Linked DNA regions of Homo sapiens: region 2 is linked to region 1. A link is a contact called in ENCODE Hi-C or POLR2A ChIA-PET data. All regions are on one chromosome and are shown on one strand. The core of a region is the stretch at or near the end of the contact, and the rest is flanking DNA. Distances in the headings are between cores, read along the strand shown.

What was found. A loop is a pair of places that touch in the nucleus more often than their neighbours do. ChIA-PET counts read pairs that join two places held with the same protein, here RNA polymerase II (POLR2A). Pooled maps may share reads with other maps.
Region 2: a loop to region 1 is called in a map of B cell, with 20 times the contacts of the local background. The contact joins the promoter of LINC02560 here to the promoter of ERVK3-1 in region 1. A Hi-C loop is called at or near these places in 6 of 168 maps with a recorded cell type or tissue (B cell, CD4-positive, alpha-beta memory T cell, CD8-positive, alpha-beta T cell and 1 more), 8 of 37 single-sample maps with no recorded cell type and 17 of 50 pooled maps. POLR2A ChIA-PET finds 5 or more read pairs at or near these places in 8 of 52 experiments (CD4-positive, alpha-beta T cell, CD4-positive, alpha-beta memory T cell, HEK293 and 5 more).

What each region holds. Positions count from the first base shown.
Region 1 is chr19:58,303,433-58,306,626 of GRCh38, reverse strand. It overlaps ERVK3-1 (endogenous retrovirus group K3 member 1), which reads right to left and starts at 1,250. Exons shown (of 4, transcript NM_001396080.1): 1 at 1,182-1,250; 2 at 411-539. ZNF8-ERVK3-1 (ZNF8-ERVK3-1 readthrough (NMD candidate)) reads right to left here. Exons shown (of 7, transcript NR_144447.1): 5 at 411-539. RefSeq lists enhancers at 544-1,044, 1,259-1,528.
Region 2 is chr19:58,398,610-58,401,803 of GRCh38, reverse strand. LINC02560 (long intergenic non-protein coding RNA 2560) reads right to left here and starts at 1,601. Exons shown (of 1, transcript NR_149054.1): 1 at 1,125-1,601. It also overlaps a transcript of ZNF584 not described here. RefSeq lists enhancers at 5-134, 145-594.

The sequences.
Region 1 (3,194 bases), core at 1-2,500:
ATGGGCGCTGCTGGTGAGACAAAAGATTCTTTCAATTTTTGAGATTCAGAACATAGCACCTGCTGTCTGGCAGAATAAGAAGAGGACAATGGCAGGAGGACAGTACAGACCAAACCCCAAGCAGAGAAAATAGAAGGATCCACTTTAAGAACTTTCTGATGAGCTCGTTTCAATCTTTCTCCTACTCAGTCTCAATTTTCCACAGCAAGAGTACCTGTCTGCAGAAACCATGGGTTATGTGTAATAACCTCCTGCAGAAGCTTAATGTTTGAGAACTAACCCGAGCACCAGATTGTTTAAGTAAAACTTTAAGCAGCTGCACATAATGTTGCTCCTCAACAGACAGATTCTGCCCCATGTTACCCTGATTCAGAAACCTCCCGCTCCCGATACCTTCTCAGGGAACTGACCTTATATTCTCCGCCGGCAGACTCTCCCGTCCAGGGGTTCGTAGTTCGTCTGATCAGTTTCACTTTCTCTGCTCTGGCAGACCTTCCTCGTTCAGGTCCCTGGTCGGGCACCACTTGTCACGGTTGCTTCTGGACCAAACGAAGGAGAACGAAGGCAGAAATGAAGACAAAGACAAAAGGATCTGTTTGAAAGAAGGGGTCAGGGGGCTCCTAGATTCTAGGGAACAGGGCCCTGAGCTTTTACAGCCCTTCATATTTGTTAGGTAGACTGAATAGGGAGGAAAGGGTAACTGACGGTCAGCTATTTGATTTAACACAGGCCCACATGACTGCTTTCTTTGTTCAGCAGGTTCCAGATGTTCCTGTAGATAACCTCAAGGAGCAGGGGACCTGGGACATGACTGCCCCCAGCATTCCTTCTGGCGGCAGACGCAGTTTGTCAGTTTACCAACATCCTGCTTTCATGAGAACAGTTTGCGGTTTGCTCATAGAGCCTCCAGTGGTATAATGAGTTGGTCACGACCCTCATTCCTTCTGCCTCCAACACAGAATGCTCCCCTCCCACGGGCGCATAAGCGGTGACACCCGGCAGGACATGGCAGGTCGCGCCCTCACGCACCGCGCGCCTCTCTGCCCGCGCCGACCCGGGGTCGCGTTCCCCTCACAGGTCCCACCCGTCCACTCATTCACTCCCACCATCAGCACACTTAGGCCACGGGCGCCTCTCCATCCCTCACAATCACCCTCGCCTCTCCTCCACACACCACTCACCACTGTGGCAGCCTCCTCAGAGAGCCTAGCCGCCCGATAGTCCGCGCGCCCGTGAGCGTCTTACACACTGCCGCCGGCACTTCCGGTACGCACTTCCGCCTGGTGGCCAGCGGCCGCCCAGGACCTCACCTCCCAGAAGGCCCTTCGCCTTCCTGCCTGGAAACGGCCATGCACGGGATACAAGGCCTTCTGGGAAATGGAGTTCACAGCGCTGCGGGGCCGGAAGGGGAGCGTGGGAGCTGCGGATCGTCAGAACCTCTCGGTTCTGCGCAGGCAGCGCACCGGAAGGGAAGTATATTGACATCCATGGTTTTATATGTTCTTTGAAATATACAGCGTATGTACTTTTTTCTTTCTCTACGCGCACACATGTACACACATAGATATAAAAGTATATCGTTTGGAGATATTTTTCCCCCCTGAACCTTGTATATCCTTAAGCAGATGTCCCCTAAGAACACGTACATTCTTCAACTCACCCAAGTAACGACATTGAAGCCTGTACCCAATCCCCAGCCCATATGCTAATTTCTCCAGTTGTCCCAATGTCTTACGTAGTTTTCGTCTTTTATTCAAGCACAAACTAAACACGCATTACACTCTACTGTCTCATTTCAAGTTGCTTTCAATCTAGAATGGATCCTGTTGTTTCTTTATAATGATCTTGGCAGTTTTCATGTATCCAAGCGAGTTTTCCAAAATGCCCTCCAATTTAGGCTTGTCCGTATAGAGTATAAAACAATCATAATATAATTTTACAGGTTTTCTTCCACTGACCCTGCACATTTCTCCACTAAACATTTTTTGAAAACTTTCTGAAACATGGCTAGTATTACACCGTATGAATGCCATTTCTTTATCCCCCACCTCCAGCCATTTAGCTAGAAATTGAGCAACAGGTGTATGCAGTCCCTGTACATTCCTATTTCTGTATGTCCAGGAGACTCTCTGATAACAGGCAGGCCCTGCATGATGCAAATCACCTTAATCGAGGGAGGTGCCGGGGTACAGTGTGGGACATGATAATTCCATCTACACGCAGAAGGCCTGTATGACCTAGTGGAGGAGGCTCCCAATGTGCATACTGACTCGGGTTACACCTCCCTACTCCTACCACAGTCAGATCATCACAGGGGGACTTTAAAAATTCTATCAGCTCTGGGCCGGGCATGGTGGCTCACGCCTGTAATCCCAGCACTTTGGGAGGCCACAGTGGGAGAACCACTAAAGCCCAGGAATTCGAGACCAACCTGGGCAACACAGTGAGTCCCTGTTGCTATAAATGAAAAATTTTTTTAATTAAAAAAATTTACATCTAAATAGCTATACATGACTAGTGGCTACCATGTTGTACAGTGCATTCTGGAAGATGTCCATGTTGGATCTCCTTACAAAAGACCTATGGGAGACTGCTTTTCAGACTGGATGCTGATTTCTTCCCAGTTACCCATTGCAGAAACAACTTGAATACCTTGGAGGACATGAAGATAACACTGGAAATGGGGGACTTGGCTATTGGCTAAAACTTGTATGTAGGGGGCTCTCATAATTGGGGCTCATTGATACAGGAAATTTAACAAAGTAACTTGGAAATGTATGTGTGCGCTACAGCCACCCTCCAGGGACCTTTATCTTGTATCTTTGGTATCATCGAGTTGAAGCTGTTTTACACTCAACTGTTTCTGTCAACTGAACACACACACACACACGAGTATATATAGAACAAGTATGAATATGACCAAGACACACACTCTCTGCTCATGTGAACACTGTATGGGGGATGCAGACAGTAAACAATGAAAGAAATTATCAAACTTACTTTAATTTGAAACAGTTAAGATTTTTGTTTAAATTTATTTTTTGAACTGGTAATAATTTTACATGTTTCAAAATTCCAAAAATATAAAATGATAAAGAGTGAAAATTATTCCTCATCACTGTCCTCCCAATTCTTCTGGCCAACCAGTATGCCACTTTTACCCTTTCAGAGATTATGTGTGTACATATAAACAA
Region 2 (3,194 bases), core at 352-2,851, 95 kb before region 1:
TGTACTCAAAGCGACAGCCCCCAGACAACTTAAGCCCGCGGGGCCGGGGACGAGTCTGTGCCACAGACTCGTCCCCGGCGTGGCGTGGGGACAAAACGCGTGAGGGCGCTCGAAGGGACTGGTCTCTCGCTTGCTGCTCACCTGAGGCCCCGCAGCCTCCTGTCCCCCATCCTGGGGTCCCGCAGCCTCGCTCTGCGCGCCGCAGCCTTTCCTCTCGCCAGCGCCATCGGAGTGCTGGTGCTCACTGTTCTCACCACTCGCTCCCCGAGTTCCCCGCGGTTTCAGCCCCCGTCGCAATCTCCAGCGCAACGTGGTCGTCATGGCAACATCGCCCTCGGGTCCCTGATTGGCCGTCGAGTCTGGCGCGCCTTCCCTACCTCACGTAATAGGGCTGCGGCACTAAGGCGACGCGCGCGCGCAGCACAGGCGTGATGAGTTGTTATGGCGACCAGAGTCCCGCCTCTTCAGCCCTACATAGGGCCTCCGATTGGTCCGCGCTTCCTCGAAGGCCTCTCCGCATTCTGGGCGGGGCCCGCCCGGGGCAAGAGGAGGGAGAAGGCAGGGCCGTGACTATGAGGGCGGAGGAGAGAAGTGCGGCTGTGATCTGGGGAAGGAGGGAAACCCAAGGATGCCAGCACGTGCGGTTGAGGTGAGAAGGGATCTTGCAGAACGCTTCCAGGACCCAGATTCGTATGCACGCCCTGCCCAGCTGGTCAGCCTCAGTTTCCCCATCTGTCAGTCTGGACAGTGACGCTCCCAGCGTCCGGCGAAGCCCCGCTCTTGGCCCTTGGTCCCTCCGCCTGATCACAAGAGGGTGCCGCGACGGCCGGGGACGGGTCTGGCGTGGGCAGGGACCTCTCCGACCCTCATTGAGGAAAGAATGGCGGAACCCGAAAACCGGGCCCTGGCGTCCCTCCTGCAAGGTGGGGAGGAGAGCTGGACGGCAGGATTTGGGAAGGGCTTGGGGAGCAGGGCCCCCTGAGGGTGGCGGGGGAGGCAGTGCTACCAGAACCATGGTTCGGTTGGTTCAGCCGCCTGGACCTCATCTGCTCCCTGAGGTTGGTCTTTGCTCCGCACCCTGGTGCGGCCTGGTACACAGAAGGCGCTCAGTAAACACTTGTGGATGAAGGAAAAAGAGAATTTATTGTCGTCGATTTACAGAAAACAGAATCAAAGGCCGTGCCGTGCTGGGCCCTCTGGCACCCGGCTTCACAAGCACCCAGGCCTGCCAGGAGGAGCAAGTCCGGGGCCGAAGTGCCAAGGGGCAGGGTGTACAGCAGTGATGGGGTGGGCAGAGAGAGGATAGGAGGGCACAACTCCAGCTCTGAAGAAGAGAAAGAGGAGATTGGCTGAGGCTGGGCAAGGGTGGGAGGCGTCCCCCTGGGTGGTGTCAGGCAGCCTCTTTGTTTGAAAGCAGTGGATAGGCAGGCAGACATTGGGCACCAAGGTGGTAATCAGCAGACCAGATGCCCAGCAACTCCTAGGCTCAGTCATCAGCCTCATTTTACTGCAAGAGAGAATGAGGCCCCTGGCTCCAAGCTGGTAGAGTGCAGAAGCCACAAAAGCACCTAGGAGCGAGCTGGTTAAGACGGAGAATGCGGCCAGCCCCACCCAATACCCCCAGCCCCACCCCTGGCCTCCCCAGGTCCTCCTGTATTTGTGCAGGCTATGCCACTGGCCTCAATGCCAGCTCCTGAGCATCCTTTAGGATACAGCTCCCTCCTCCAGGCAGCCTTCCTGGTCTACCCTCAGGCACAGAACATCCTCTCCCTCTTCTGTGCAACACCAGGCAAGGGCCCCTTTCTGACTCCCCTGCTTGGCCTGTCTGGGTCAGAAATACCATTGCACACCCCCACTCCCCTAGGTTGGGTGGGAGAGGGAAGCAATGAGGAGGATCTCTGAGACCCTATGGTAGGCAGAATAATGGCCTCCAAAGATATCCCGGTCTGAATCCCTGGAACTTGTGAATCTTTTACCTGACACCACAAAATGGACTTTGCAGGTGTGATTAAATTAATGATCATGAGATGGGGAGACTATCTTGGATTATTCGGGTGGGCGCTATGTACTTGTAGTGTCCTTATAAGTGAAAGAGGGAGGTAGGAGGGTCAGAGAGATCTGAAGATGCTGCACTGCTGGCTTTGAAGGAGCCAGGAGCCAAGGAATGCAGCCCTAGAAGCTGGAAAAACTAATGAAATGAATTCTCTCTTAGAGCCTCTAGAAAGAACTAGCCCTATGGGCAACTCAACTTTAGCCCAGTGAAACTGATCGTTGACTTCTGGACTGCAGAACTGCAAGATAAGAAGTGTGTGTTTAGCCAGGCATGGTGGCCCATGCCTGTAATCCCAGCACTTTGGGAGGCTGAGGTGGGTAGATTACTTGAGACCAAGAGTTCAAGACCAGCCTGGCCAACATGGTGAAACCCCGTCTCTATTACAAATACAAAAAGCCGGGTGTGGTGGCGGGCGCCTGTAATATCAGCTACTTGGGAGACTGAGGCAGGAGAATGATTTGAACCTAGGAGGCAGAGGTTGCAGTGAACCGAGGTTGCGCCACTGCACTCTAGCCTGGGCTACAGAGCGAGACTCTGTCTCAAAAAAATAAATAAATAAATGAAATAAGGCCGGCTGCGGTGGCTCAGGCCTGTAATCCCAGCACTTTGGGAGGGCAAGGCAGGCAAATCACGAGGCCGGGAGTTTGAGATCAGCCTGGCCAACATGGTGAAACCCCGTCTCTACTAAAAATACAAAAATTAGCCAGGCATGGTGGCGGGCGCCTGTAATCCCAGCTACTTGGGAGCCTAAGGCAGGAGAATCGCTTGAACCCGGGAAGCGGAGGTTGCAGTAAGCCGAGATCATACCACTCCACTCCAGCTCGGGCGACAGAGTGAGACTCTGTTTCAAAAATAAATTAAAAAAAATAAACGCGTGTTCTAAATAATTAAGTTGGGGGTATTTTGTCACAGCAGCCACAGAAAATGAATAGACCACCAACTCTGCGGCTGTCTGACCAGGTTTCTTCCCTATGAGGCTGGGCTGTGGCTGCCCAGTGACCCAGTACACTGGTCCCAGCCCCTGTGGGTGACATCGGCATGTGGGTGTGGGCAAGAACTGGTCTGGGAAGACACACTGTGGACTCCCTAGTGTTCCTCCTCTGGCTCCCACCTGGAAGCAGCAGCTCACACCAGAGCTAGC